Regions from separate parts of the Homo sapiens genome. Here region 1 is linked to region 2. A link is an interaction called in ENCODE POLR2A ChIA-PET data of the cell type or tissue named here. Cell type or tissue: PC-3. All regions are shown on one strand. Links, peaks and the distances in the headings refer to the core of each region. The heading gives the core; the rest is flanking DNA.

What was found. Peaks named below come from ENCODE experiments on the same cell type or tissue, not always from the same donor. Only the 100,000 strongest peaks of a DNase experiment are listed, where the experiment ranks them.
Region 1: POLR2A ChIA-PET joins it to region 2 with 10 read pairs; 3 of 35 experiments call an interaction of 5 or more read pairs at or near these places.

The regions. Positions count from the first base shown.
Region 1 is chr2:230,046,664-230,062,573 of GRCh38, forward strand. SLC16A14 (solute carrier family 16 member 14) reads right to left here. Exons shown (of 5, transcript NM_152527.5): 2 at 12,431-12,703; 3 at 3,098-3,241; 4 at 1-59. The coding sequence starts at 12,689. It overlaps LOC107985996 (a long non-coding RNA gene), which reads left to right. Exons shown (of 2, transcript XR_001739919.3): 2 at 4,186-5,091. It also overlaps the pseudogene RNY4P19. Among named protein-coding and RNA genes, the nearest start is that of SLC16A14, 14 kb to the right of the region's middle. RefSeq lists an enhancer at 1-542. In PC-3, for the core only: no CTCF peak of the experiment used is centred there; a DNase peak (open chromatin) is centred at 7,628; H3K27ac peaks cover 1,844 bases.
Region 2 is chr2:229,981,756-229,997,665 of GRCh38, forward strand. FBXO36 (F-box protein 36) reads left to right here. Exons shown (of 4, transcript NM_174899.5): 3 at 14,996-15,168. Among named protein-coding and RNA genes, the nearest start is that of FBXO36, 67 kb to the left of the region's middle. In PC-3, for the core only: no CTCF peak of the experiment used is centred there; no DNase peak of the experiment used is centred there.

The DNA.
Region 1 (15,910 bases), core at 2,949-10,948, 65 kb after region 2:
CTGGAAATACCTGCCCACCATGACCACCGCTGGCAGGTAGGCCATCCCGCTGCCCAGGCCTGTACAGGCCGACGGGGGGAAGAAAAGACACAGTGCAACATCAGTGGCCATATCCAGAATTCGCAGCAAAGATCACCTGCATTTCCTTAATTAGCATCTATTTATGCTTTTTATTTCTAACAAAGCAATAACACTGATTATTTAAAAAGCAGCTCCCAGGGATAAGCAGCAGAAAGACCATCCACCCAAGCAGGTTTCTAGCCCGCCATTTTCCCCAACAGGCTTTGCTGCACAAGTTCCTCCAATAACAAAATGGAGCAGCATTCTCCCATCAGAAAAATAGAAGCTCCAGGCAGGCAGGCAGGACCATGTATTTTCACCACTGGTGTGCCCAGGACTGCCCAGATCACATGGCACGTGCTTAGCAAGTAGCTGGGAGAATGAACGTCTTCTCTGAGGGCCTCTGCTGTCTTAAGCCTCCCTTGATTGCACTATGTGTCCAGAGACCCCAACCTGGCTCTTTAGTCTCAGCAAAAGGAGTGTTTATTTCCTCGCCTATAACACAAAAATCCCACTGCTAGCCCTATTCACGGGACTATTATAGGGAAGAGTTTCTAATGTACTCAGGGAAAATATCTGACTTCTTTTTTTTTTTTTTTTTTTTTTGAGACAGGGACTCACTCTGTTGCCCAGGCTGGAATGCAATGGTGCGATCACAGCTCATTGCGTCCTCGAACTCCCCAGGCTCAGATGATCCTCTCACCTCAGTCTCCCAAGTAACTGGGACTATCACCGTGTGTGGCTAATTTTTGTATTTTTTTTGTAGACACGTGGTTTCACCATGTTGCCCAAGCTGGTCTCAAACTCCTGGGCTCACGCAATTCACCTGCTTTGGCCTCTCAAAGTGCTCGGATTACAGGTGGGAGCCACTGCTCCTGGCCAACATCTGACATTTTTAAAGAACTGTTTTAACCAGAGGAATATGTTCTAGTGATCTGTTGTACAATATGGTGACTGTAGTTAGTACTAATGTATTCTATATTTTTCAAATTGCTAAATGTAGATTTTAAATGTTCTCATCACAAGTATGTGAGGTGATGGATATGTCAATTAGCCTTATTCAATCATTCTACAATATATACATGTATCAGAACATCACATTTGACTCCACAAATATTTACCATTGTCAATTACGACTAAAATAGAAATATCAAAAATGTATTATGTATAATAAGGGAAAAAGAGAACTGTTATCAGGTCCTTCAATCAATGGTTTTTAAACTATGCTTCAAAGGATACAGAAGTGCTTTATGTGTGTATGTGTATAGATATATATTACAAGAAGCAACTTGCAGATTTATATGGACAGTAGGTTATTATGTTCACCTTCTCCTCCTGTCAAAAGATACATACTTCAGCTCGTATGTTTTATATATATAACCATATTTACCTATTAGCTAACATTTACTGAGCACTTTGCTAAGTGCTTTATACAAATTATGTCATTTAATCATTTCAACAACCATGTAAACTAAGCTCTCTTCATTATACCCATTTTGCAGGTAAGGAAACTGAGGTATAAGTAGGTTAAATAACTTGCCCAAAGTCACACAGGTAATAATAATGAAAAAAGAAAAGCCAGAATTCCAAGCTCACTTTTAACTCTTATGCTAACGCATTCATTGTAGCTCTGTACTCAAAAAGAGTGTCAAGCTGGATTCAGTTTATTTAAAATGCAATTGTACAAGTAATTACTCATCTGTGTGAATCACACTACCTGCTGATAAAGGAAATTGTGGCTGGGAATATATTTTGCATAATGGATATGCAGATTGTGGTGGCTGGCAGCCAATATTAACCTGTTCACTGGGAATGACAACCTAACTGTACTCTAGATTTGCTTCTTCGTCTCTACATATATGTGTGGTTTATGCTATTTTATGAATTTGAACAGGGCTAAAAGAGTAAATTATTATAAGGCCGGGTGCTGTGGCTGACACCTGTAATCCCAGCACTTTGGGAGGCTAAGGCAGGTGGATCACCTGAGGTTGGGAGTTCGAGACCAGCCTGACCAACATGGAGAAACCCTGTCTCTACTAAAAATACAAAATTAGCTGGGCATGGTGGTGCATGCCTGTAATCCCAGCTACTTGGGAGACTGAGGTGGGAGAATTGCTTGAACCCAGGAGGCGGAGGTTGCAGTGAGCCAAGATTGTGCCATTATACTCCAGCCTGGGCAACAAGAGTGAAACTCCATCTCAAAAAAAAAAAAAAAAAAAAAACAAATGATTATTAAAGAGTAAATGAACGTTATTGGTTTCCTTAATCTTTTTTAAAATATTTACTTATGTATTTATGTTTTTTCTTTTCTATTTTCACACAGGAGGCTTTATTATTATTATTATTATTATTATTATTATTATTGAGACAGAGTCTTACTCTGTCAACCAGACTGGAGTGCAGTGGTGCAATCTTGGCTCACAGCAACCTCTGCCTCCTGGGTTAAAACTATTCTCATATCTTAGCCTGCTGAGGAGCTGGGATTACAGGCAGGTGCCACCGCACTTGGCTAATTTTTTTTTTTTTTTGTATTTTCAGTAGAGACGGGGTTTCACCATGTTGGCCAGGCTGGTCTCGAACTCCTGGCCTCAAGTGATCTGCCCACCTTGGCCTTCCAAAGTGTTGGGATTACAGGCGTGAGCTACTGCCCCTGGCCTATTATTTAGCTTATTTCCCACACCACACTGATGTAATTTCCTTAATCTTTGGTCCATTCACCTAAGTCAACGTTACTGCCTTCCTTTTCCTATTCCTCACTGGAGATAGCATTGGCATTTAGAACCAGGCATATGGAAATATAATTTGATTCTCTTAGGCAGGCCAAGTTTTGCTGTTAGGTGGGCTCCCCCCACTTAAGGCATATTAAAATGTAATGTTAAAATGTATTTCCAGGAGTGTAGGGAGGGGTTGGGGTGAAGTGGGGGGGAGGAAACAGAACAGAATGTTTTAATGTGTCTCTTTTCTCCACAATTAAATCCACTGCCAAGATGTCTTATAAAACATTTAAAATCGAGTTTAAAAAAAGCCACATGCTTACCAGCTGCGACTCCAAAAGTAATGAAGAGATAATGCACGTTTGCAGCATAGGCACTCAACACCCAGCCCAGGGAGTTGACGAGCCCTCCAATGATCGCAGTCTGGCGGCACCCACAGGTGTTAATGAACAAGCCGATGAAAGGGCCTGTCACAGAGCATTGGAAAAGGAATTGACTAAAGGTGCTTCCGTTTTATTCTTTCTCATAAATCTTCATGTGAAGACAAAGAATAAAATGTCACTAGAGCTGTTAAATGACACAAAAAGCCCCCATTGCTTTATATGCCAAACATTTTTAGCATGCAAAGATGATTTTAAGTAATTTCATCAGAGAGCACAAGGTTCTGGATTTTCAGGAAAGGCAGACCTGAAATAAATAGACATTCATTCTTTCATCTACAAGAAAACCAGTGGTCTAGGAGCTATCTCTAGCCTGTGGATACATTTTGTCGATCCCATACAAAGTCTAAAAAATGTCTGGAATTAGTTGCCAATGTTTAAAAATTAAGAGGATTCACAAAAAGTCCAGTGGCAACACAGACTACCTTCCCACAGGACCAAAGTTAGTTGGAGCTGTGCAGTGGCTGAGCCCGTTTGACTGGGACACACCCCTTCCAGTTTGCTGCAGTCTCTATCCTTCCCTCTGGTCTTAAACCTGGCCTCAATTACATTATTTCTTTGGCTTCTTTCCAAATAGAAAGACATTTCAGTTTTTGACTAAAATAGAAATATTAAAAATGTATTATGTATAATGAGGGAAAAAAAGAACTGTTATCGGGTCCTTCAATCAATGGTTTTTAAACTATGCTTCAAGGATACAGAAGTGCTTTATGTGTGTGTCTGTGTACAGACATATATTCCAAGAAGCAACTTGGGGATTTATATGGACGGTAGGTTATTATGTTCACCTTCTCCTCCTATCAAAAGATACATACTTAAGCTTATATGTTTTACATAGGTATCTATATAACCATATTTACCTGTTAGCTAACATTTACTGAGCACTTTGCTAAGTGCTTTATACAAATTATGTCATTTAATGGTTTAACAACCATGTAAACTAAGCTCTCTTCATTATACCCATTTTGCAGATAAGGAAACTGAGACCAAAAGGGAGTACAGGAAGGGAGTCTTCAGAACTCCTGGGCTTCAGGCAGAAAACTAATAGCCTGTTTTCATGAGGATACCCAGATTGAAACCAAGCTGAAAAGAGCTAGTTGTCATCACTTCATACAGACTCCCATCCCGGCTGGTGTGCACAGTCTCTGACCAGACCTATCAGGCTATGGAGATTCGGGAATCCATTTCCATTGTGTAAAATGTGACAACACTCACAGCAGCACAGTATTTTATGAGACGCATTCTGATTGTTTCCTTTACGCTGACTTTCTAGTTTTGTTTTGTTTTCTTGTTTTTGTTTTGATACAGGGTCTCACTGTGTCATCCAAGCTAGAGTTCAGTGGTGTGATCACGGCTCACTGCAGCCTTCACCTCCCTGGGATCAAGCGATCCTCCCATCTCAGCCTCCTAAGTAGCTGGGCCTAGAGGCTTGTGCTATCATGTCCTGCTAATTTTGTATTTTTTATAGAGATAGGGTTTCGCCGTGTTGTTCAGGCTGGTCTAGAATTTCTAGGCTCAAGGGATCTGTCTGCCTTGGCCTCCCAAAGTGCTGGGATGACAGGCTTGAGCCATGGCACCTGGCTGACTTTCTAGTTCTTAATTGTCAACCTTCTTTATTCTCCTCCTGATTTTGTAGTAATTTCTGATGTCACTGAAGCTGAAAGCTTATCTTGTGATCAATGATTCCTTGTTTAAATAGGAATCCAGATTTATATGAGCTAGTACTCAATATTCAGTAAGATGGCATATTTTAATTATCTTATTTTTGATCATTACAAAGTTATGAAACCTTATATGCAGATGAACTATATTAAAAACTTGTTTAAAGAGCTTCCCTTTTGGCTTAAACTGAAATAAAGTTTCCTTTAAAGTTCTAACTATATTCATGTGTATATCTGGGTACAGTCAGCTAATGAGTTTATTTTGTCTAGTGGTTTTGTGGGTGCCTAATCCTAAAAACTATGAAGGTGAAGACTTATTAATTTAATTAACTCTGTTGCATTACAGGAAATAATTCAGTAAATTAACTCCTTAGAATAGACTTAATATATTAAACATACTTTTTTTTTTTTTTTTTGAGACGGAGTTTAGCTCTGTTGCCCAGGCTGGAGTGCAGTGGCGCGATCTCGACTCACTGCAAGCTCCGCCTCCCGGGTTCGCGCCATTCTCCTGCCTCAGCCTCCCGTGTAGCTGGGACTACAGGCGCACGCCACCATGCCTGGCTAATTTTTGTATTTTTAGTAGAGACGGGGTTTCACCGTGTTAGCCAGGATGGTCTCGATCTCCTGACCTCGTGATCCGCCCGTCTCGGCCTCCCAAAGTGCTGGGATTACAGGCGTGAGCCACCGCGCCCGGCCTAAACATACTTTATATAAATGTTATTTGTTATTAAATATGCACATTATAGAAATAATATATAAAATAAATGCACTGATAAAAAATCTGATGGAATTACTGGGGTTAACTGAAATTCACATACCGTAAGTTAGAGATACTTGTCTGATTTCTTTACACATTTTTATTTTTGTTTTTCTAAACCCATGGTTACTTGACTATGCCTAGCTTGGATGAGTGGGTAAAAAAAAGAAAAATGCATGACTTGTCAGTTTGCTGTTTGTAGCCTTTTCAAAGGTCAACAGATCACAGTTCAGTAGCACAATCATATTTTCCACTTCACAGAAAGGGCCCAGAAGCAAATTTTTCTGAGGTGCTTTATGAAACATTACATTAAAAAGGCGTTTGAGAAAAAAAAAAGGGAGAAAATTCCAAACTCAGTGCAAATATTCATGTCTGGAGGAATTTTATAAATTTAAAAAAGTATAACTATTTAACTGCTAAAAACATTAACTAAACAGCCAGGCACTGTTACAACTTAATCAACTCTCGCATGCTGGGGCTTCAGTCATTTATGATTTGCAGATGAGCCAAGCGAGACCCAGAAATGCTGTGACTTCTCCATGGTTATAAAATATATGTACATTGAAAAAAAAATAAAAACCCAAGCTTTTTGACTCTCAGTTTCCTCCCTCCTCCCCCCCTTCCTTCCCTTTCTTTCTCTCTCTCTTTCTTTCTTTCTTTTTTGAGACAGAGTTTCACGCTTGTTGCCCAGGCTGGAGTGCAGTGGTGCCATCTCGGCTCACTGCAACCTCTGCCTCCTGGATTCCAGCGATTCTCCTGCCTCAGCCTCCTGAGTAGCTGGGATTACAGGTGCTTGTCACCATGCCCAGCTAATTTTTTGTATTTTTAGTAGAGACAGGGTTTCACCATGTTGGCTAGGCTGGTCTCAAACTGCTGACCTCAGGTGATCCACCCGCCTCAGTCTCCAAAAGTGCTGGGATTATGTGAGCCACTGTGCCAGCTGAGTTTCATTTTCTACCCACTGTTTACTGATGGTCCACTAGCATTGCCAAAATCAAACCACCATTTCCAGAAAATAAAAGAAGTCCCCTCACAATCTAAGGAGAAGGGGGAATCATACAATTGAGATACAATCCTTTGACCATGACTCACACTTTTATAGAGTAATTCAGTGTTTTAGGATGAGATTATTCACATTATCTGACTTTTTCATTTTCAGAAGAAATCTGAATCTTGGACCATTTCCCACTGTAATAAAGTGTCCTGGCCAGGTGTGGTGGTTCACACCTGTAATCTCAGCACTTTGGGAGGCCGAGGTGGGTGGATCACGAGGTCAGGAGTTCAAGACAAGCCTGGACAAGACGGTGAAACCCCGTTTCTACTACAGCTACAAAAATTAGCCAGGTGTGGTGGCAGATGCCTGTAATGCCAGCTACTTGGGAGGCTGAGGCAGGAGAATCGCTTGAACCTGGGCAGCAGAGGTTGCAGTGAGCTGAGATCGCACCACCGCACTCCAGCCTGGGTGACAGAGTGCGACTTCATCTAAAAAAAAAAGTGTCCCACTGCTGTGGGGAACACCCTCAGGAAGTTATATTTTATTGACCCATCCTGGCAGCTGACAGGTTGGAAAAAAGCGCTGGTAGAGGAGCAATCACAGGTGAGCCTTGGCAGTTCTCAGGGATGGTTACAGATGCTTTGAACTCCAGGTCTCTTAGGGTAACCCCTCACCATAGTAAAGAGTTAGGAGCCTCTAAATCAATGAACTGTTTGCCTTAGCTGAACAGTGGTGTTGCTTAGGAGCTTAAAAAAAAATCCTGATACTTGGAGCCCATCCCAGGTGCAGCCTGAGGTGGGGGGGGAAGTTAAAGCTCCCCAGGTGGATCTGATGTGCAATCAAGATTGACAATCACTGCTATAAAGTGATTTAGCAAGTCATTTATCTTGTGTAGCCTGTGGATTCCCCCAACAATAGGGCATCCCCCAAGAATGATTCAGAGCTAGCCTCACAAAGGCTGCTGTAGATACTGTGAAAAGAAAATACAGACTTGGCACCCCAATTCACTCTGCCAAAAGAAAAAAATTAAGCTGAAAGCTGAGTCATGCAAGCAACTGCCTTTCCTTTTATTCCTAAGCAGTTAGTCACAGAGAAAGGGTTATATAGCTCCACAGGTAGCTACTCTATGTTCACCTTATTTTATGTAAAAGTGCTGATTTACTGAGTGTGAGATGAATACAAAATTGATGATTCCCCTATCTGCACCTTTTCTCTTGCAACACGTGGATGACTGTACCCTCCCTTTCTCCTCCAGCCCCCTTTTCCCCTTTAAATGTTGAAGTCCTCAAAATCATCTTTGGAGAAAGGCACAGGTAACAGACTGTTTCTGTGATTCTGTGTTTATTTCTTCTGGGCACCTCCCTACCCTTGGCTAAATTAACTTCCGGATTGATTGAGACCAGTCTCAGATATTTTGTGGTTTACAATACAAATGAGGTGATTACGTTTTATTAAAAGTTGGGACCTTCTGCAGGATGGTGATGAATTCATGCTACTCATGGGGCTGAGGCAGGAGAATCGCTGGAACCCAGGAGGCAGAGGTTGCAGTGAGCCGAGATCGTGCCACTGCACTCCAGCCTGGGCGACAGAGCGAGACTCCATCTCAGAAAAAAAAAAAAAAGAAGAAGAAAAAAAGAAAAAACCACGGACCTTTCTAAATTTAACAGGTAGCCCAAATGTGCTTACAATGATTAGAACGTAAAAACCATTTGTATTATTCATTTCAAGTATGTTTTCAGTTCTCATTTGATGTAATGGCAGGCAGTGTCATAGTAGACACAATTTTGGAGTCCCATGGACCAGGTTTAAAGCCAGTTCTACACTTACTGGCTGTTCAACCTTCAGTAAGTTACTTAATGTCTCTGAGTGTTGCATATTCTTCCTCTGTAAGATACAGACAATGGTCTGGCCTCCAGTGTTGTAGGATCAAATGAGATCATGTACATTAACGTGCATGTGGCATGCAGTGCGTGCTAAATAAAGGAGAGCTGTTACTGCGCGTTTCTGGCTTGGAAAGCTTCCCTGAGGCTGCTCAACAAATCTGCAGCCACCCTGTACCAGGAAGCTTGGGATAATGGACAATAATTTTAGGTAAATAGATAGAATAAAAGACCTTTCATTTATATAACTATGAGGCCTGCTGTGTTATGTTATGATTTCTGAAACTCAGCAAAAAATGTTTATCTGGCAGGCAGCTTTCCCTGTAGAAAGATTAGTCTAAAATCTGAAATTCCACAGTCTGGAATTCAGGGACTCTCAAACAAAATTCTGAACACACAGTTACCTGTCAATTAAATTAAGTATGACCATCACATTTCACCATGAGTTAGGGGTTCTTATTTTGGGGATCATCTTTAAAACCATATCCAATAATTTCAGAACTAGTTTCTGTTGCTTATTTTCATAGGACTTATGAAACATAATATCTAAGACCAACTTATTGGATGGTTTGGAAAATATTGGGACATTTCATATCCTGGCCTTCTTCTGAGTCTTTTTTTGATGTTACTGCGTGCATACACTTCCAAGATTAAATCTACATGTGTTTTGTTTAACCCCTTACAAATATATTTTTAAAAAAGAAAGAAAGCTGGATTTTAAGTGTTCTAGAAACACAGTTTTCCTTTACTAACTTATTGAGAAAAGTAGAATTACAACTGACGTAAAACTTGAAGCCCGACACTGAAATAAACCTACCTGCGTGTTTCCTATGACAAACAGTCCTAGTTTAACAAAACAATGCAGATTTGAAGAAGTCAGTTCAACAATGTTACAGACAAAAATGATTTATCAGTAATTTTCTGACATACATAATGGTGCCTTTATTTAATTTTAAAACTATCCGTATTAATTCCCTTCCAGTAAACATACACACTTGCACACACATGTGCCACACAACTTGAGAAATAACACTTTGTCCTTGTTGTCTATCATTAGGACTACCATTGTTACTAATATTGGTGTTTTTTTTTTTTTTTTTTTTGAGACGTAGTCTCACTCTGTTGCCCAGGCTGGAGTGCAGTGGCGCCATCTCGGCTGACTGCAACCTCTGCCTCCTGGGTTCAAGCAATTCTCCTGCCTCAGCCTCCCGAGTAGCTGGGACTACAGGCGTTTGCCACCATGCCTGGCTAATTTTTTGTATCTTTAGTAAAGGCAGGGTTTCACCATGTTGGCCAGGCTGGTCTCAGATTCCTGACTTCAGGTGATCCGCTCGCCTCAGCCTCCCGAAGTGCTGGGATTATAGACGTGAACCACCGTGCCTGGCTTTAATATTGTTTGTATTATCAAAAATAACATTGCTGGTGGAGTGGCTCACACCTGTAATCCCAGCACTTTGAGAGGCTGAGGCAGGAGGATCTCTTAAAGCCAGGAGTTTGAGATCAACCTGGGCAATATGACAAGGCCCCATCTCTACCAAAAAGTTTTAAAAATCAGCAGGGCATGGTAGCATATGCCTGTAGTTTTAGCTACTCAGGAAGCTGAGGTGGGAGGATCGCTTGAGCCCAGGTGTTCGAGGCTGCAGTGAGTTACGATTGTGCTACTGCACTCCACCCTGGGCAACAGAGTGACACCCTGTTTCTACAAAAAGTAAAAAAAAAAAAAAAAAAAAAAAGAGTTGAATGCCAGCCAAGATCAACAAGTCTCTGAATTGCATTCGAGCAATTAATTACTAATTGGGAATCACTGAAAAGGCACAGATTCCAATCAGACACACATTGGCCTGGCATATGCATACTCGCACAAAACCGAAAAAGATTAGAGGCCGTTTATGTTTCCAGTATAAAATATATTATAAATATTTTAAATTCAGACAATTAGATATAAATATATGGCTTTCACCTTTAAGTGAAACAACTGAAAAACGTCATAGTGGTGGTTATCTCAGAGCATTGTTAAGGGAAGGAAATAAAATTAAATGAGATAATGTAAGGGAAAGCCCCTAGTATATCATAGATGCTTATTCAATATTAATTGACAGTAAGAGTTATTTCATTTTCAAACTGAAACACATTAGCCATCATAGCATTATATTTATAATAACTTCCCAGGTTTAGTATCTCCAGCTGTATAAGATTTGACTTCATAGATTGCTGTGTGGTTAGGTTTAACTAGAAAATAGAAGAATAGGGAGTGTATATTCAGGAAAACTTGAATCTATGTTCCCATGTTAAACAATTTTTTAAAAAAAGAAAATGCAGCCAGATGCAGTGGCTCAGGCCTGTAATTCCAGGACTTTGGGAGGCTGAGGTGGTCAGATCTCTTGAGGCCAGGAGTTCGAGACCAGCCTGGGCAACATGGAGAAACCCCATTTCAAAAGAAAAAAAAAGAAAATACAAGAATATATTGTTATTCCTTTCTGTTAGCTATATATCAGTAAGCTTTCTAGAAACAGTTTAGAAGATTTTTCAATAATGAAAAATCAATAATATTTCAAATTGAAAACATCAGAACTCAGGCTGGGCATGGTGGCTCATGCCTGTAATCCCAGCAATTTGGGAGGCCAAGGCAGGTGGATCACTTGAGGTCAGGAGTTTAAGACCAGCCTGGCCAACATGGTGAAACCTCATCTTTACTAAAAATACAAAAAAATTAGCCGGGCGTGGTAGTGGGTGCCTGTAGTCCCAGCTACTAGGGAGGCTGAGGCAGGAGAATACCTTGAACCTGGATGGCCGAGGTTGCAGTGAGCCCAGATTGTGCCACTGTGCTCCAGCCTGGGAGACAGAGCAAGACTCTGTCTTAAAAAAAAAAAAATATATCAGAACTCTGAAATGAGATTGTTACTGGACTTTTATAGTGTTTTATCTAAAATTTTTACCTTTAAAAGTATTCATAAATGTTAAACAAGCAGAGATTTATAATGGTACATAATGAATTATAATGGTTAGGCAAACAGAGTTTGGGTCTAAATAAAGTTTTTTAAATGACAGTTTTTTTTTTTTTAAAGCCAGTTAAATTTAGCAGTCAGGGGTTGTATACCAACTTTAGTGACACTAATATTAATAAGTTCTGATAATCCACTACCACTGGACCAGCCAAAATGATCAATTTTTAAAATACTCCAAATGTTTAAAATATTTAAATTGTTATATCACACAAGAGACAAGAGGACAAATATTGCATAATTTCACTTACATGAGGTACCTAGAATAATAGTCAAATTCATAGAGACAGACAGTAGAGTGGTGGTGGCCAGGGGTGAGGGAAGATGGGAATGGGGAATTCATGTTTATTGAATACAGTTTCCGTTTGGGAAGATGAAAAAAAGTTCTAAAGATGGATGGTGGTGATGGTTGTGAAAAAATATGAGCGTACTTAATGGGACTCAAAATGCTTAAAATGGTAAAATTATTTTTTTTTTTTGAAAGGGAGTCTCACTTTGTCTCTCAGGCTGGTATGCAATGGCACAATCTCAGCTCACTGCAACCTCCACCTCCCAGGTTCAAGCAATTCTCCTGCTTCAGCCTCCCGAGTAGCTGGGATTACAGGCACATGCCACCATACCTGGCTAATTTTTATATTTTTAGTAGAGACAGGGTTTTGCCATGTTGGCCAGGCTGATCTCGAACATCCGACCTCAACTGATCCACCCAACTTGGCCTCCCAAAGTGCTGGGATTACAGGTGTGAGTCACCGTGCCTGGCCTAAAATGGTAAATTTTATGTTATGCATATTTTATCACAATTGAAAAATAGTAGCTAGTAACATCCAATATCGAATGTTACAACAATATAAAACATCACTTACAGTGGGGAATTGTCATTTGATAACGATTCAGTTTTACGACAGGTCACACATGAACATACCCACTATCAAGGTGATGCCCATGCTGAGGGAGCTGACCCAGGCGGTCAGGCCGCGGCTCTGGTGGAATTCTTCCAGCCATTCCACGTTGAGGACACCCAGGGCCATCTGGGAGCCCATGATGAGGATGTGCACAAAGAAAGAGGAGAGCACCATCATCCAAGCCCATCCGCCATCAATGTTTGGGTGGGGCTTCAGTGTCTTTTTGTCTTTGGGGCCATCTTCAAAATCATACCCAATATCTTCATGACTGGTATACATTTTCCAAGATTTTTCTGAAATACATATAACAAATAATTTCATGGAACATCAAAAGGAAAAATATCTTCATCTTCTTTGTGCAGCTCTACCTCCCCATCAGGGTCAAAGTGGCTCCAGTATCACATCTGATCTTCAGGTTAATCTTTGTCACCATACAGATTTGAAAACACTCCTTACTGTTTCCCAGGAGCAAGTGCTTCTATGAAACCTGTTTCATCTTACAGCCATCACATATATAGGTATTACAATCTTGGGAATAGACTCAGAGAAGTAAGGTGATTTTCTAAGGCCTGTATTTAGTATGGTCAATTGGGAAACTAGGATTTGACCCCAGTTAGTCCTGACTCCAAAGCCCATACCCTGTCTCCCTTATAGAGATGGATACTGACAGGTGACAAGAAAGATGTCAAAGAAGGAAGATCTGGCTTCAGGCAGCCTTTCAGTGTAGCTTCACCTTGGTGGGGTCCCTAGCAGAGGATCTGGTTCTCAGTTTTTGTGGGTGCAAGTGTTAATTTGTTCAGTGCAGCCAGAGTGGATTAGCCTCAGGGGGTCTGGCTCATACTAACCCAGCTCAGGAGAGACTGATAAGTCCAATTGATTACAATGAAAGACATAGCTTTCTAATAATGGTGGTACTTATGTCTCATTATACAAGACTCATACTTTACTCCCCTCCACCCAACCCCATTCCTAGTATTTACACAGGGAACTTAATTAGTTACTAGAAAATTACTTCAAAAATAGGGTATCAGACTAAGGAGTTTGAATAGATACTGTGGTGACATACAGGTCACCAGGTGAGGTTATCAGGTAGGCAGGAGCTAGATCATGCAAGGCCCTTGTGAGCCAAATAAGGAGCTTGTAGTTTATCTTGTACATAATGAACAGCCATTGGACATAATGAGATGGGTACTTTGCATAGATCTATCTCTCAAGATGTTTGAATGAGAGGAGGGAGGCTAGATGGAGCTAGAGGATGCTAGCTCCTCTTTTGTTTGTTTGTTTTCCTGAGACAGGGTCTTGCTCTGTCACCCAGGCTGGAGTGCAGTGGTGTGATCATAGCTCACTGCAGTCTTGAACTCCTGGGCTCAAGGGATCTCCCACTTCAGCCTCCTGAATAACTGGGACTACAGGTACATGCCACCATGCCTAGCTAATTTTCATATGTATATATGTATGTATGTATGTATGGAGAGACAGGATCTCACTATGTTGCCCAAGCTGGTCTTGAACTCCTGGCTTCAAGCGATCCTCCTGCCTCAGCCTCCCAAAATGCTGGTATTACAGGTGTGAGCCACTGTGCCTGGCCTGTTTCATTTTTCATGGTTTTTTTTGGGGGGAGGGGATGAGAATTAAGTGTGTGTATAAAGACTGAGGATAAGGAGCAGGAGTCGGGGGTGGAGAGAGAGAGATATTATGATGATAATGACTAATCCTGGAGATGGTGAAACAGATTGGTCTTTATTAGGAAGAGAGACCCATCCTCTGAGTCTGGAGGAAGGAGGGGGTGGATGAACCTATGATGGTAGTGGGATGGAAAACCACATCTGATGGTTTAATTTCTTTGGTGAAGCAGGAAGTTAGGTTATCGGCTGAGAATGAGGAGGGCAGAGGTTGTGTAGGAGACTTAATGCTCAGAATAATGGAAAAGACTGTTGCCTACAACAAGTGGAAATGATTGCTGGGCAGTTCCAAAGGTCAAGTTGAGCCCTGCAGGGTCCCACTGCCCAGCTATGGCCATGGAGCACCAAGGACAGAGCCAGGGAGCACTCTGCCCCGGAGCTTGCAATAAGCTGGAGGACTTAAAAACAACAAACAACTAAAAGTTGGTCTGCTTTCTAAATCATCACTACATGCCAGCAATTCTAGACAATTACACTGAAAAAATGTTTAGCTGGTCTAAGTTCCAATTATGTTGAATTTTAATTATGTATATGTATGCTTCAAATTAGCTGGTTCTAATTTCTCATCCTTTTGTAAACATTGTATTCTACATGGAAGTTATTTCAAGAACTCCTGGTTTTACAGTTGACCCTGGCACATGTGTAGTCCCAGCTACACACATTATTTGGGAGAGGAAGCCCCTAAGAGTTCAGAATTGTTGGCAAAACAATACCCACTTGGCAAAATCCACACCCACAACCCCTGTGGTGTTATGTGTTGCCGCCTTTCTCAGAACACTCTAGGTGAACTGTGCCAGCACAACTATTGTCCAGAAAAAGAACCAGATCTCAAGTCACTTCACTTGTGTCACTCTATGTACTCACTTGGAGATTCTAGTTTACAATTTAAAATAGTGAAACAGTGAAGACTGCGAGGTACAAAACCTTGGTTTGGAAAGTGACATTTTAAATTAATACTTGAAATGTTTTACTCAATTTGAACAATATCTTTTTTTTTTTTTTTTGAGACAGAGTGTTGCTCTGTCACCCAGGCTGGAGGGCAGTGGCGTAATTTTGACTCTCTGCAACCTCTGCATCCTGGGTTCAAGCAATTCTCATGCTTCAGCCTCCTGAGTAGCTGGGACTACAGGCATGTGCCACCACACCTGGCTAATTTTTGTATTTTTATTAGAGACGGGGTTTCGCCATGATGGCCAGACTGGTCTTGAACTCCTGACCTCAAGTGATCCTCCTGCCTCGGCTTTCAAAGTGCTGGGATTACAGGCATGAAGCACTCTGCCCGGCTCACTATCTTTAAAATTGAAATATATTCTTTTAATTATTTTAACACAGAAGAACAATAACATAATGAGTATTACTGACCATTACATGATTATTACTGAAAATCATTTTGTTGCCATGGCAGAGGGTGATGTAAAAAAACTATCCATTCTGGGTGTCAAAGGCACTAAGAAGTCTCGAATTGTAGAGCTTTTCTCAGGAGTGTTCTGATGTGGACGGGTAGGAGAGAGGAGCAGATTGTGGCAAATTGCACAGTGCCTGCAGCCTATTTCTATCCACACCTGAGTTAAGAATTTTTTGTTTGTTTTTACCTTTTTTTTTTTTTTTTTTGAGACAGGGTCTTGCTCTGTCACCCAGGCTGGAGTGCAGTGGCGTAATCATAGCTCACTGCAGCCTTGAACTAGCAGGCTCCAGTGATCCTTCTGCCTCAGCCTCCCAAGTAGCAGGTACTACAGGCATGTGCCACCACAACTGGCTAATTTAAAAATTTCTTGTAGAGATGGACTTTCACCGTGCTGCCCAGCCTAGTCTCAAGCA
Region 2 (15,910 bases), core at 3,101-11,100:
CATGTCCTTATGGTTTGCTGTTGTATTAGTCTGTTCTCACATTGCTATAAGGAAATACCTGAGAATGGATAATTTATAAAGAAAGGAGGTTTAATTGGCTCATGGTTTTGCAGGCTGTACAGAAAGCATAGCAGCTTGTTTTTGGGGAGGCCCCAAGAAGCTTCCAGTCATGGTGGAAGGCAAAGAGGGAGCAGGTGTCTTACATGGCAGGAGCAGGAACAAGAGAGTGACAGGGTGAGGTGCCACACACTTGAGTTTTTTGTTTTGTTTTTGTTTTTTTTTTTGAGAGACCTAGCCTCACTCTGTTGCCCAGGCTGGAGTGGAGTGGGGCCATCCTGGCTCACTGCAACTTCCACCTCCCAGGCTCAAGTGATCTTCCCACCTCAGCCTCCTAAGTAGCTGGGACTACAGGCATGTGCCACCATGCCTGGCTAATTTTTTTGTATTTTTTGTAGAGATGGGGTTTCACTCTGTTGTCCAGGCTGCTTTCAAACTCCTGAGCTCAAGCAATCTGCCTGCCTTGGCCTCCCGTAGTGCTGGGATTACATGCGTGGGCCACTGTGCCCAGCCTCCTTCCTCTATCTGCAAAGCCAACAATGGCAGGTCTTGTCTTTCTCACGAGGCATCACTCTCACCTTGCCTCCGTGGTCATGTCTCCTTCTCTGACTATGACTCTCCTGCCTTCGTCTTTCCCTTATAAGGAACTTTGTGATGACATTAGGCTCACCAGATAATCCAGGATTATCTCCCATCTCAAGATCCTTAATTTGGCTGGGCACAGTGGCTCACACCAGTAATCCTAGCACTTTGGGAGGCTGAGGCGGGTGGATTACTTGAGGTTAGGAGTTTGAGACCAGCCTGGCCAACATGGTGAAACCTCGTCTCTACTAAAAATACAAAATTTAGCCAGGCATGGTGGTGGGCACCTGTAATCCCAGCTACTTGGGAGGCTGAGGGAGGAGAATCGCTTGAAACTGGGAGGCAGAAGTGGCAGTGACCCAAGACAGAGCAAGAGCTTGTCTCAAAAAAAAAAAAAAAAAAAAAGGATCCTTAATTTAATCACATCTGCACAGTTACTTTTGCCGTGTGAGGTCCCATATTCACAGGGTCTGGAGATTAGGACATGGACATCTTTGGGGACGGGCATTATTATGTCTACCACAGTGATTTATATTACTAAATTGCAAAATCAAAAACGTTGCTGAATTTTTTTAACAGATTTGCATTTTTATTTTATTTATTTTTGAGACAGGATCTCACTCTGTTGCCCAGGCTGGAGTGCAGTAGTGCAATCACAGCTCACTGCAGCCTCCATCTCCTGGGCTCAAACAATCCTCCTGCCGGGCGCGGTGGCTCATGCGTGTAATCCCAGCACTTTGGGAAGCCAAGGTGGGTGGATCACCTGTGGCCGGGAGTTCGAGACCAGCCTGACCAACATGGAGAAACCCCGTCTCTACTAAAAATACAAAATTAGCCAAGCGTGGTGGCTTATGCTTGTAATCCAAGCTACTCGGGAGGCTGAGGCAGGAGAATCGCTTGAACCTGGGAGGCAGAAGTTGCAGTGAGCCAAGATTACACCATTGCACTCCAGCCTGGGCAACAAGAGCAAAACTCCATCTCAAAAAAAAAACAAAAACAAACAAAACAATCCTCCCACCTCAGCCTCCTGAGTATCTGGGAGTGCAGGTGCACACCACCATGCCCAGCCAATTTAATTATTTTTATTTTTTAGTAGAGATGAGGTCTTGCTATGTTGCCCAGGCTGGTCTCAAACTCCTGAGCTCAAGCAATCCTACCTGCCTTGGCATCCCAAAGTGCTGGGATTACAGGTATGAGCCACTCAGCCTGGCCCAGGTTTGCATTTTTAAGAATCAAAACTGTCATGTTTATTAATTTAAACATTACTCTTAACACTACCAAGTATACAGAACTGTTAGCATGTGAATAAGAATGTTGCTTAATACAGACTACTTCCATTCCAATCCTGGCCCTAAACCCACTAGGTATGTGACCTTAACCAAATTATTTAATCTTTTTAGGTCTCAGTTCCCTCAACTGCTGATAATGGGAATAATAATGGCATCTATCTCACAGGATCCTTATGAGGACTAATTGAATGAAGTGCTTAGAATTTGCCTGGCACATAATAAGTACTCAAAAAATTCCAGCTGTTGGAGTTTTTAATATTTAAAAAGTGAAAATTGTTTCTCTCCTCCAAGCTCCCTTCCCCAGAGACGACCATTCTAAATAGTTTCATTTGTATTTGAATTCTTTCTGTTTGAATTGTATATATGTTTATAAAAATAAAATCAGGTTGGGCGCGGTGGCTCACGCCTGTAATCCCAGCACTTTGGGAGGCCGAGGCGGGTGGATCCCGAGGTCAAGAGATGGAGACCATCCTGGCCAACATGGTGAAACCCTGTCTCTACTAAAAATACAAAAATCAGCTGGGCATGGTGGCACGTGCCTGTAGTCCCAGCTACTCAGGAGGTTGAGGCAGGAGAATCGCTTGAACCCTGGAGGTGGAGGTTGCAGTGAGCCGAGATCATGCCACTGCACTCCAGCCTGGCAACAGAGCAAGACTCTATCTCAAAAACAAACAAAAAAAATCAAATCAATTACATCTTTAGGTTTTATTTTTTTTTTATTTTTTGAGTCGGAGTCTCGCTCTGTCGCCCGGGCTGGAGTGCAGTGGCGTGATCTCGGCTCACTGCAACGCCGCTCCCGGGTTCACGTCATTCTCCTGCCTCAGCCTCCCAAGTAGCTGGGACTACAGGCGCCCGCCAGCAAGCCCGGCTAATTTTTTATATTTTTAGTAGAGACGGGGTTTTACCATGTTAGCCATGATGGTCTCGATCTCCTGATCTTGTGATCCGCCCGCCTCAGCCTCCCAAAGTGCTGGGATTACAGCCGTGAGCCACCGCGCCCAGCCTAATCTTTAGGTTTTTAACTTGTTTTGCTCTTCATATATTATGATTATTTTTCTGTTAGTGTACATAAAGTCCCCTGTTCTTTTGCAAGGATGTATGGTATTCTGTGGGTACAAATACACAATCCTCAATTGATGGGCATTTTCGGATGGTTTCCAGGTTTTGCTGTTCTCACTGAAGCCTTTAGGTACATGCTGGGACATCTATATCTGCACACTTACATGAGAATGTCAGTAATATGGATTCCTACAGGGGGAATTGCTATATCCAAAGAGATATACCTTATAAATTTTGATAGATTTTATCTGAGGGGTGCATTCTTGAAAATCTTGCAGAATTCAGGGTTAACGTGACCAAGGATGGTCTTTCTGTGAACTGGCTCGCATGCCACTGCCACAGGATGCAGCGCAAATGGCATTTGCAACACATTTGACCTTAATAATTATGCCAACTTTATAATTATGCTACTCTTGAAAGAATTTTAAGTTGTGTGATTTACATTATTTTAACATTTGCACCTAAAATGAGACTTCATTAATATTTTGATGTCACAATATTTCAATTTAGAGTAATTTAAAATTTACGTAAAATACCAGTTACTTTCTTATCCTCACAAATTGCCCTCCAAAAAACTGCTGTGTTAATTATACTCCATCCAATAGGAGGTAGGTGTTTTCTTACCCCTTTTGCCACCATGCCTTGTTCCATAATCCATTTTCTCTAGGTTTCTTTTTTAGACTTATACGTCAGCCTTTAACTTGGGCCTTTATTTTCTCATTCCTAACTAACACCTCTTACAACACTCCTCCCCTCCTTGCTGCCCTCTCTGATCAGCTGCCCTTTGTCTTCAGCCTTGATCTCTAGCTTCTGCATACCTTGGGTTGGGTTCTGCAAGTGGATGGTGAGGTGGGAGAGTGCAGGAGGTAGGAGCCTGGGAGGCTGGCTCTGGGCTGCAGAGCAGAGAAGGCAAATCCAAATAAAATCTTACATTTTGTCATTTATTATTAACTGATGTTTTAAGATTAAAAATTGAAATAATGCACATAGTAAAACAAAAGTTAAATGAATTTGAAAAGTTTTAGGTTAAGCACTGTGGCTCATGCCTGTAATCCCAGCACTTTGGGAGGCAAAGGTGGGAGGACTGCCTGAGCCCAGGGGTTCAAGACCAGCCTGGGCAACATAGTGAGACACTGTCTATACAAAATTAAAAAAATTAGCTGGGCATGGTGGCATATGCCTGTAGTCCCAGCTACTTGGGAGTCTGAGGTGGGAGGATGGCTTGAGCTAGGAGGTCAAAGCTGTAGCTAGCCATGATTGTGCCACTATACTCCAGGCTGGGGGACAGGATGAGACCCTGTCTCGAAACAAATAAATAAATACAATAAAAATGAAAAGTTTTAGCATGAAAATAAGTCTCCCTCTGACCCTGTGTTTCTAGTTCCAGGACAACCATCATTAGGAGTTTCTGTTATATCCTTATAAAAATGGTTTATGCATACATACAAGAATATGTTATATATTAACACAAAAAGGACTGGGCAATGTAGCTCACACCTGTAATCTGAGGACTTTGGGAGGCCGAGGCTGGAGGATCACTTGAGCCCAAGCAGTTCACGACCAGTCTGGGCAATGTGATGAAACCCTGTCTGTATAAAAAATGCAAAAATTAACTGGGTGTGGATTCACGTTCACCTGTGGTCCCATCTGCTGGGGAGGCTGAAGTGGGAGGATCACTTGTATACAAGAGGTCACGGCTGCTGTGATTGTGCTACTACACTCCAGTATGGGCAACAGAGTGAGACCCTATCTTAAAATAAATAAATAAGTAAAATAAAATAAACATAAAAATTTTTTTTTTTTTTTTTTGGAGACAGAGTCTCCCTCTGTAGCCTAGGCTGGAGTGCAGTGGTGCCATCTTGGCTCACCACAGCCTCTGCCTCCTGGGTTCAAGCGATTCTCCTGCCTCAGCCTCCCGAGTAGCTGGGACTACAGGCACCCACCACCATGCCCAGCTAATTTTTGTATTTTTAGTAGAGACGAGGTTTCACCATGTTGGCCAGGCTGGTCTGGATCTCCTGACCTCAGGTGATCCACCCACCTCAGCCTCCCAAAGTGCTAGGATTATAGGTGTGAGCCACCACACCCGGCCAAAAAGAAGAATCTTATGCATTGTATCCTGTAGCTTGCTCTTTAAAAGTTTTCAAATTCAGAAATATTTTAAACCTACAGAAAAGAACATTACAGAGACTCTGGCTGGGCACAGTGGCTCACACCTGTAATCCCAGCACTTTGGGAGGCCAAGGTGGGCAGATCATTTGAGGTCAGGAGTTCAAGACCAGCCTGGCCAACATGGTGAGACCCATCTCTACTAAAAATATAAAAAAATTAGCCAGGCGTGTTGGCGCACAACTGTAATCCCAGCTACTTGGGAGGCTGAGTCGTTTGAACCCAGGAGACAGAGGCTGCAGTGAGTCAAGATTGTGGCCATTGCACTCCAGCCTGGGCAACAGAGCGAGACTCCATCTCAAAAAAAAAAAAAAAAGAACGTTACAGAGACTCAATACCACTAACAAAAGATGTTAACATTTGTCCTATTTACTTCATTTCATCTAAATTGTCACTTTTTTGTTGTAATCTGTTCATAATATCCTCTTCTTTTGATGTCTGAGGATCTGTAGTGTGTTCTCTTTTTCATTCCATGATAATGGTAATTTACATTTTCTCTAATTTTTTTCTTAATTAATCTTGCCAGGGGTTTACTTCATTCATTAACTTTTTTCATAGAACTAACTTTTAGCTCTGTTGATTTTGTTTTTGTGAGTTTTTAAAAAGTGATTTCTGTTCTTACCCTTATTTCCTTTCTACTACTTTCCTTAAGTCTGGTTTGTTGTTCTTTTTTAGCTTCTTGAGATGGAAGTATAAATCATTATTTATTTATTCATTTTATTTTATTTTTTATTTTTGAGATAGGGTTTTGTTCTGTCATCCAGGCTGGAGTGCAGTGGTGTGATCATGGCTCACTACAGCCTTAACCTCCTGGGCTTAAGTGATCCTCCTGCCTCAGCTTCTGGAGTAGCTGGGACTACAAGTGTGCACCACCACACCTGGATAATTTTGTAGAGACAGGGTCTCACTATGGTGCGCAGGCTGGTCTTGGGACTTATCTCTAACTCCTGGCCTCAAGCGATTCCTCCCACCTTGGCCTCCCAAAGTGCTGGGATTATAGACATGAGCCACTGCACCTTGCCTAAATCATTGTTTAGAGCCATTTTTTCTCCTCTAAATTTTCTTTAACTGCTGCTTTACCTACATAGACAAGTTTTGATAACTTGCGTCTTTATTCTCATTCATTTTCATTCAGTTAAAACATTTTCTAATTTCCATTTTGATTTCTTCTTTGACCCTTAGATTATTTAGAAACATATTGTTTAATTTACAGGTAGTTGGAGATTTCTTAGTTACTTTTTTTGTTCTTAATATTTAGCTAAATTACATGTGGTCAGAGAATCTACTCAAAATTATAACGTATTTTTTTAGATAACCATCTCAAAAGTATAGAAAATTATTTCATATAAATATTTCTAACATCTATTATAAACGAAAACTCCTAGAAAGCTAGTAATAGCTTTGTCCTGGATGTAAACACTTTTGCTTTTATTTACTGTTCCAGTGTTTCTTTCTGCAGATATAAACAAATTCATAAATATGTTTATATTCTGGTACCCGTTTTTTACACAAATAGCATTCTGCTCCTGCTGTTCAACACTTTACCTTTTCACCAGTATATCCAGGAAATCGCTTCATGTCTTTGGAGATATTCTTTGTTTTGTTTTGTTTTGTTTTTGTTTGTTTGTTTTTTTGTTTTTGAGACCGAGTTTCACTCTAGTTTCCCAGGCTGGAGTGCAGTGGCGCGATTTCAGCTCACTACAAGCTCCGTCTCATGGGTTCAAGAGATTCTCCTGCCTCAGCCTCCTGAGTAGCTGGGATTACAGGCATGCATCACCATGCCCAGCAAATTTTGTATTTTCTTAGTAGAGATGGGGTTTCTCCATGTTGCTCAGGCTGGTCTCGAACTCCTGACCTCAGGTGACCTCAGCCTCCCAAAGTGCTGGGATTATAGGCGTGAGCCACCATGCTGGCCTGTTTTTTTTTTTTTTTGTTTTTTTTTTTTTACCGCATAGTATTTATGCTTTAATAGAGTATATATGCTTTATACTAAAGCATATACTATATACATATCATATATATGCTTTATCTGCATATAATATTTCTTTATATGTAGGCATCAAAATTCTAATGATAAAAATTGGGTTGTTTCCAATCTTTTCGTATCACAGATAATGCCAAAATGAATAACTGTGTGCACAGATCATTTCAGTGTGAGATTGCTGGCCAAAAGATAAATGCTTACTAAGTTATAATTTTGAGTTAATGGTTTCTGGTATATAAAGAAATGATACTGATCTTTTTTCAGTAGGATTTCTTGACTTTCGTCAACTTTTGTATGTTGACATTCAGATCATTTTGTGGTAATGGCAGTTTTTCTTTCTGATCATGATGTATTTTTATTTTTATTTATTTATTTTTTTGAGATGGAGTTTAGCTCTTGTTGCCTAGGCTGGAATGCAATGGCACAATTTTGGCTCACTGCAACCTCTCCCTGCCAGCTTCAAGTGATTCTCCTGCCTCAGCCTCCTGAGTAGCTGGGATTACAGGCATGTGCCACCATGCCTGGCTAATTTTGTATTTTTAGTAGAGACAGGGTTTCTCCATGTTGGTCAGGCTGATCTTGAACTCCCCACCTCAGGTGATCTGCCCGCCTCAGCCTCCCAAAGTGCTGGGATTACAGGCGTGAGCCACCACGCCCGGCCATGATATATTTTGTTTGTTGTTTGTTTCAGAGTCTCGCTTTCTAGCCAAGGCTGGAGTGCAGTGGTGTGATCTCAGCTCACTGCAACCTCTGCCTCCCAGGTTCAAGCAGTTCTCTGCCTCAGACTCCAGAGTAGCTGGGATTACAGGCACCCACCACCACGCCTGGCTAATTTTTTTTTTTTTTTTTTTGTATTTTTAGTAGAGACAGGGTTTCACCATCTTGGCCAGGCTGGTCTTGAACTTCTGACCTCGTGATCCACCCGCCTCGGCCTCCCAAAGTGTTGGGATTACAGGCGTGAGCCACCGCACCCGGCTCATGATGTATTTTTATATTTTCCTTGTTTTGTTCTTTCTGTGACCTCTAAAACAATGCTGAATAGAGATGGTGATAGTGGGCATTCTGGTCTTATTTCTGACATTAGAGGTTATATACCATCATGATTGGAGGGTGCATTGTAGAGCAAACTCCCTGGGTTCAATCCTAGTTCTGCCGCTTTCTCATTGTGTGATCCTGAACAGCCACTTATCCTTTCTGTTCCTCATTTCCTAGTTTCTCTCTCTCTCTTAAGTTCTCTCCATATTCCAGAACTCCTTTTTTTCCTCTATAAGAGGGGAATAATAATAGTACCCATCCAATAGGGTCATTGTGAGGGTTAAATTATATAATATATATGATATATCTTATATATATTGTATAATATATATAACACACACACTTTATATATATACATATTAGAGCAGTACCTGGCAAATATTGAAGATGATACCAACCCATATTTGTACCATTCATTATTATTGTTACTGTTATTGGGTTTTAGTAACTTCTGTATATCAGGTTATCAGGTTAAGGATGTTCCCTTTTATTACTAGCTTTCTAGGAGTTTTCATTTATAATAGATGTTAGAAATATTTATATGAAATAATTTCTATACTTTTGAGATGGTTATCTAAAAAAATACGTTAATATGGCAAATTCTGTAAGATATTTACCAAAGTTATAACATCCTTGGATCATTCCAGGATTAATCCTACTGGTCAAAATTTGTTTACTTTTTTAATATGTTGGTGAACTCAATTTCCTAATGTTTTGTTTAGAATTTTTACCACATATGTTCCTAAGTAAAGTTTAGCATACAGTTTTCCTTTTGCCTACCATCATTGCTGGTTTGCACAACTTCCTAATTTGAGCTGGGGAGTTCTTCTATTTCTATTCTTTGGAACAAATTGTATACCATATGGATTGGTATATAATTCTTTGAGAGTTTATAAAGCTAATCTGTAAAGCAGTATAGACCTGAAACTTTAGTTAAGGTTTCCTTTTCTTAATTAATCAGTGAATTCATTTTATTTACTGGTCACAGTCTCTTGGGTTTTCTTTCTTTTTTTTCCCCTCCCCCGCCCCGAGTTGGGAGTCTCACTCTGTCACCCAGGCTGGAGTGCAGTGGTGCAATCTAGGCTCACTGCAACCTCCACCTCAAAGCAATTCTTCCACCTCAGCCTCCCTAGCAGCTGGGATTGCAGGCAAGCACCACCATGCCTAGCTAATTTTTGTATTTTTAATAGAGATGGGGTTTCACCATCTTGGCCAGGCTGGTCTAGAACTCATGACCTTAAGTAATCGGCCCACCTTGGCCTCCCAAAGTGCTGGGATTACAGGCATGAGCTACTGTGCCTGGCCTAATATCTTCTTTGACTCCTTAATTATTCAGAAATGTGTTTAAAATTTCCAAATGTTTCCCAGGATTATGAACTGAATGTGTCCCCCCTCAAATTCATATGTCAAACCCCTGACTCCCAGTGTACTATATTTGGACATGGAGGCCTCTAAGGAAGTAATTAAGGTTAAATAAGGTCTTTAAGTTGGGGCCCTAATCTGATAGAATTGGTGTTCTTGTTAGAAGTCGGACCAGAGGCTCACTCCCTGTCTCCTTAAGCTCACAAAGAAGAAGTCATGTGAGCACACAGTGAAATGGCAGCCCTGCACAAGCCAAGAGAAGAAGCTGTAGAATGAAAGCTACCTTGCTGGTTGAGGGTCCAAAGTCTTCTCCTTTTGTACTGCGTGTGACCCTTTCAGTTCAGGCTGGATGGCAGTGTTTTTACCAACATAATTCTCTTAAAAATATCATGGGTTTTCCATAATTCTTATTGGGGTCTACTGCATTAGAGAAAACCACACTTATATATTTCTGTGAGATAAGCACTTCTCTACCTTGGGTTTCTGCTCTTGACTCTTGAGTGACAACACTGTTAAGCTTCATGAAAACCCTAAGGTTTGACTGAATGGTTTTTGACAGAGCATCTTGTAGCCACCTTTCCCCATCTCCAATTTCTTCTTTATACCATGTTTTTCTTCCATTGTCCTAGATTTGATCTTTGCCTGAGAGTCACTTCTTAATTTTAGCTTGTTTGACAGCTGAAGAGGCAGAGAATGTTCAAAAGCAGTAAATCCTGTGTCCTTTTTAAGAGACCTTCCTTTAGCTTGTCTCTTTTCTCTTATCTTTTACTTTAAGCATCAAGAAGAAATCAGGCAGTATGTTCCTGCTCTGCTTGGACATTTCCTTAGCTAAATGGCACAACCCATAAGTTGCATTTTTTTCTCATTTAATCTTTTTTTTTTTTGAGGTGGAGTCTTACTCTGTTGTCCAGGCTGGAGTGCAATGGTGCAGTCTTGGCTACGGCACCCTCTGCCTCCCGGGTTCAAGCAATTATCATGCCTCAGCCTTGTAAGTAACTGGGATTACAGGTGCCCGCCTCCATGCCCAGCTGATTTTTGTATTTTCAGTAGAGATGATGTTTCACCATGTTGACCGGGCTGGTCTCGAACTCCTGACCCCAAGTGATCTGCCTGCCTTGGCCTCCCAAAGTGCTGGGATTACAGGCATGAGCGACCACACCTGGCCCTCACTTAATCTTTTGTCTTCATCTTTAAAACCTCAGAGTCCATTAGACTTCTACTAATGGTTTCTTCTTGGCTCTTCAGGCTTTCACCAACCCTCTCGTCACACTCATTCACATTTTTATGGACTTTTCAATATCAAAGCCACTCTTACATTTTAGGTTCCACTGTGGCAGCACATCTCTTGCAGGTACCCAAGTCTTTATCATCTATTGCTGTGTAACAGATTATCCCAAAACGTAATGACTTAAAACTATAATAATTGTTTATTATCTCAAACAGTTCCAGTGGACCAGAAATTTGGGAGCAACTTAACTGAGTGGTTCTGATTAGGAGACTTGCATGGGGTTGAATGGCACCTCAGTCATCTGAAGAAGGCTTGATTGGGGCTGGAGGATCCCATTCAAGGATGGCTTATACACATGGCTGAGAAATCACTGGTGGTTGTTGGCAGGAGGTTTCAATTTCTTGTCTCATGGACCTCTCCATAGTGCTGCTAAGTGAGGACTAAACTCTGATTTTTTTATCTTGCCCAAATTCCTATCTGAGGGGTCTGGGGAGTCATGCCCTACAAATCATAGTCTCATCAGATGGGTTTTGTTTAACCCTATATATCATAATTTACTTTCCAACCTGACTCTGGCATAACATTATGAGACAAAGAAGAAAATCAACATATTTTACCCCAAAACATGTTGATTTGCCATATTTTGAAATGGCCCTGCAAAGCTGTTCTTTGTGGGGGAAAATTTGTATCTGTAAAGAATCTCTATTAACAGAGCTAGATCTTTTTCTTCCAGACCCTCCCAATCCTAACGAGAGTAACTAAGATCTGAATAGGAAACACTGGTCATTTATTGTCTCTAAGGGCAGCCACTATAAGACTTCAAAAGAACTTGTCAGGACATGGCCGTTGGCTTCTCGCAGAGTGAGTGATCGAAGAGCAAAGCAGAAGCCTTTATGATGACCTACCCTTTGAATATCATTTCTGCAATATCCTCTTTGTTAATAGGGCAGCCCTATTCAGTGTGGGATGGAAATATGCGGGGGTGTAAGTTTAGGAAAAGATAGTCACTGAAACTGTCTTGGAGACTGTCTGCCACATAATCCAACAGGCAGGCGGTGATTTTATGTTTCAGAATGGAGTTTGTTTTAATATACTTTTTTTAATTTCAAAAGAAATATATGTTAGTTACATTTAAAAATACCAAAAAAGCAAGAGTATTTTTTCAAAATACTCTAACCACCTACACTTTCAAACCATCACATTTCATACCTAGCTGTACATGTCCTAAAACTTTTACACTTTATTTATTTATTTATTTATTTTTGGCAGGGACGGAGTTTGGCTCTGTCACTCAGGCTGGAGTGCAGTGGCACGATCTCAGCTCACTGCAACCTCCGCCATTCTCCCGCCTCAGCCTCCTGAGTAGCTGGGACTACAGGCGCCCACCACCACGCCCGGCTAATTTTTTTTTTTTCTTTTTGTTTTGTATTTTTAGTAGGGACAGGGATTCACTGTGTTAGCCAGGTTGGTCTCGATCTCCTGACCTCGTGATCCACCCTCCTCAGACTCCCAAAGTGCTGGGATTACAGGCGTGAGCCACTGCGCCTGGCCAACTTTTACACTTTAAATACTTTATTGGTGGAGACTTTCTAAAGTATATTTGAGCATGCTTTGAACATGTTTTCTTGTCATTTTAAAGTATTCAAAAATTATCTTCAATTATGTCAAGGGCTTTAAATAAGCACTGCTTTTTCTTCTTCTTCTGCTGGTGGGCAGAGGATCTTCACAATACCTACTCTTTAATGCTGAGTTTTTGAAAGGGCTATTCCTCACCCCCCAAGAAGGCCCTTGTACTTTAGAGGGGCTTTGAATGGGAAGCACTTGGAATTCAGAAGCAACTTAAATCCTTAATGCCTCTATTTTCTATTTCTGTATTAATGCCTTAATGTAGGCTAACCTGTTTGGGAGAGAAATCTTATATAGCTACTCTTCTAAGCTGGCACGATTGGGCTTTTACATAAACACAGCCCACACCTTACATCCATTCTGAAATCAGAGAGCCCAACTTCTAGGATCACAGTTCCGCCTGCTTCTGCAGGGAGCCTATTGCCCTTGACAGCTCTGTCCTACTTGCTCCAGAAGGAATGGTTCAGGTTGAATAGGGAAGGTGGTCGCCAAATATTGGACAGTGAATCTAAGAGAGTGCACTTTTTCTCTTCTAAGAGCCATTTTTGGGAAGACTCCATAGTGGAGCTTTCAGAGTCAGAAGGGGAGAAGAGAAACTGACAAAGCCCCCAGTTTTGGGGCCCCTGTGATCTATATGCATACCCCACCATCACCCTGTTTTCCTCTCTCTTAAAAGGAGGTAGTCTTGGCCGGGCATGGTGGCTAATGCCTGTAATCCCAGCACTTTGGGAGGCTGAGGCGGGTGGATCACCAGGTCAGGAGTTCGAGACCAGCCTGACCAACATGGTGAAACCCCATCTCTACTAAAAATACAAAAATTAGCCGGGCATGGTGGTGGGTGCCTGTAATCCCAGCTACTCAGGAGGCTGAGGCAGGAGAATTGCTTGAACCCAGGGGGCGGAGGTTGCAGTGAGCTGAGATCGTGCCACTGCACTCCAGCCTGGGTGACAGAGCAAGACTCTGTCTCAAAAAAAAAAGAGGTAGTCTTTTTTTCCAATATTTAAAAAAATTACACTGGTAATATGGGTTTATTGTACAAAGATCAGAAAATACAGATAGGCCAAAGGAAGAAAATAAAAGTCACCACATTTAACCACTGTTTACATTTAAACATCTATCCTTCCAAACAAGTTTTCATTTCTTGTTTATTCAGAGAACTGGGGGGAAATCCTTTTTTCCTACATCAAACATAGTTAGATAGGCCATTGATTGGTTGATTCTTTATGAACTATTTCCTAATTTGAAAATAAGTGAACAGGTACAGAAAATATTAGGCAAAAGTTAAAATACTATGAAGCATCCAGCCTGAGCAACATAGTGAGACCCTGTCTCTACAAAAAAAAATCATAATAATTTTTATGAAATATTCATGTTTTTCTCTTTGCCTCTTTATATTTTTTCTCTTTCTTTCCTTCCTTTCTTTCTTTCTTTCTTTCTCTTTCTTTCTTTCTTTTTTTTTTTTTTGGACAGAATTTCGCTCTTGTTGCACAGGTTGGAGTGCAATGGCATGATCTCAGCTCACCGCAACCTCCGCCTCCCGGGTTCAAGCAATTGTCCTGCCTCAGCCTCCCGAGTAGCTGGGATTACAGGCATGTGCCACCACGCCTGGCTAATTTTGTATTTTTATTAGAGACAGGGTTTCTCCATGTTGGTCAGGCGGGTCTCGAACTCCCAACCTCAGGTGATCCGCCTGCCTTGGCTGCCCAAAGTGCTGGGATTATAGGGGTGAGCCTCCGTGCCCAGCCCTGTTCCTATTTTTTTTTTTTCCTATCAAATGAAGTTAGGGATGAAAGGAGATGGTAAAGAAGGAAGAAAGTTTGGTGTAGACACAATGTATAAAAATAACAGGCTGGGTGTGGTGTCTCATGCCTGGAATCCCAGCACTTTGGGAGGCCGAGGTGGGAGGATTGCTTGAGCCCAGGAGTTCTAGACCAGCCTGGGCAACATAATAAGACTCCATCTCTAAAAAAAAATTTAAAAAAATAGCCAGGCATGGTGGCACACACCAATAGTCCCAGCTACTTGGGAGGCTGAAATGGGAGGATTGCTTGAGCCTGGGAGGTCGAGGCTGCAGTGAGCCGCGATTGCACCACTGCACTCCAGCCTGGGCGACCCCATCTAAAAAAAAAAAAAATAAGTTAAATAAGAGATCAAATGTCAGCTAAAATTAGGAGACAATGTGTTTTAGACTAATGGACAGTAGCAGGGCTGGCAGAAAAGCCACGTGGACCAGCATCTTTTTCCTCCACATAGCTGCCTGCTTGGAGGGGCCATGAGTACAATGGTAATGCCAAGACCAATTACGTTAGTGGTATAGACTGGAGTTTGGTGCTGATGAGATCAAGGGGATGCAGAAATCACTGTGTTAAACAGTGAGTGTCCCTCAAAGATTCTGATCTCAGGGCAGGGACAGAAATTGGAAACAGATGCCTCAAAAATGCATTCAGTTAGTCCCAAAGGCAGCTCGGTGAAAGTAGGAATGACTTAGCATCATCTAACGTCACTCCCAGGGGAAAAATGCCCTGAAGCTTGTATTTCACTGATTGTTATTATAATTTTTATGTGACTGTATATGATAACCATGTTGGCTTCTTTGAATTACAGGTCAAACTGCCTTAATATTTGGTGCAAGAATATTAGACTATGTCATCAATTTGTGCAAAGGTAAATTTGACTTCCTTGAACGGCTCTCAGACGATTTGCTCCTGACTATCATTTCTTATCTGGATCTTGAAGATATTGCCAGGCTTTGTCAAACATCACACAGATTTGCAAAGGTAACGGTCAATTATTTTATGTCTATATAGAATTTTCCATGTGCTTTCTAAAAAAAATTTTTAACATAGCAATCATTTGTTGAGTACTAACTTTGTGATGGACACTGTCTTAGGTGCACAAGCAGCAGAGATGAAATGACATTCCTCCCCTCAAAGAACTTACAGTATTATAGTAGAGATTCATGTAAATGCAAATAATTATAATACAGCGTGATCAGTTCAACAAGGGATGTGTATGCAAGGTACAAAGAGAGTGCAAAGTGATTTTCTCTGCCTGGCTTCACAAAAGCAGGTTACTTTATCTAGCTTTTGAGGGTGAAGTTGGTGAAGACAGGTGATCTGGGTTAGGGGGCATTCCAAGTCAAGGAACAACCAAGCAGAAGCATAGTGGCGTAAGAGAATAGGGCACTTTGGGAGGCCGAGGTGGGTGGATCACCTGAGGTCAGGAGTTTGAGACCAGCCTGGCCAACATGGGGAAACCCCATCTCTACTAAAAATACAAAAATTAGCTGGGCGTGGTGGCAGGTGTTTGTAATCCCAGCTACTCAGGAGGCTGAGGCAGGAGAATCACTTGAACCCGGGAGGTGGAGGTTGCAGTGAGCCAAGATCTCGCCACTGAACTCCAGCCTGGGTGACAGAGCGAGACTCTGACTCAAAAAAAAAAAAAAAAGAGAGAGAGAATAGGGCAAGGAGGACAACCTGACATCCGCGTTTCCATTTCTTCTAGTAATAGCCTTTGCTG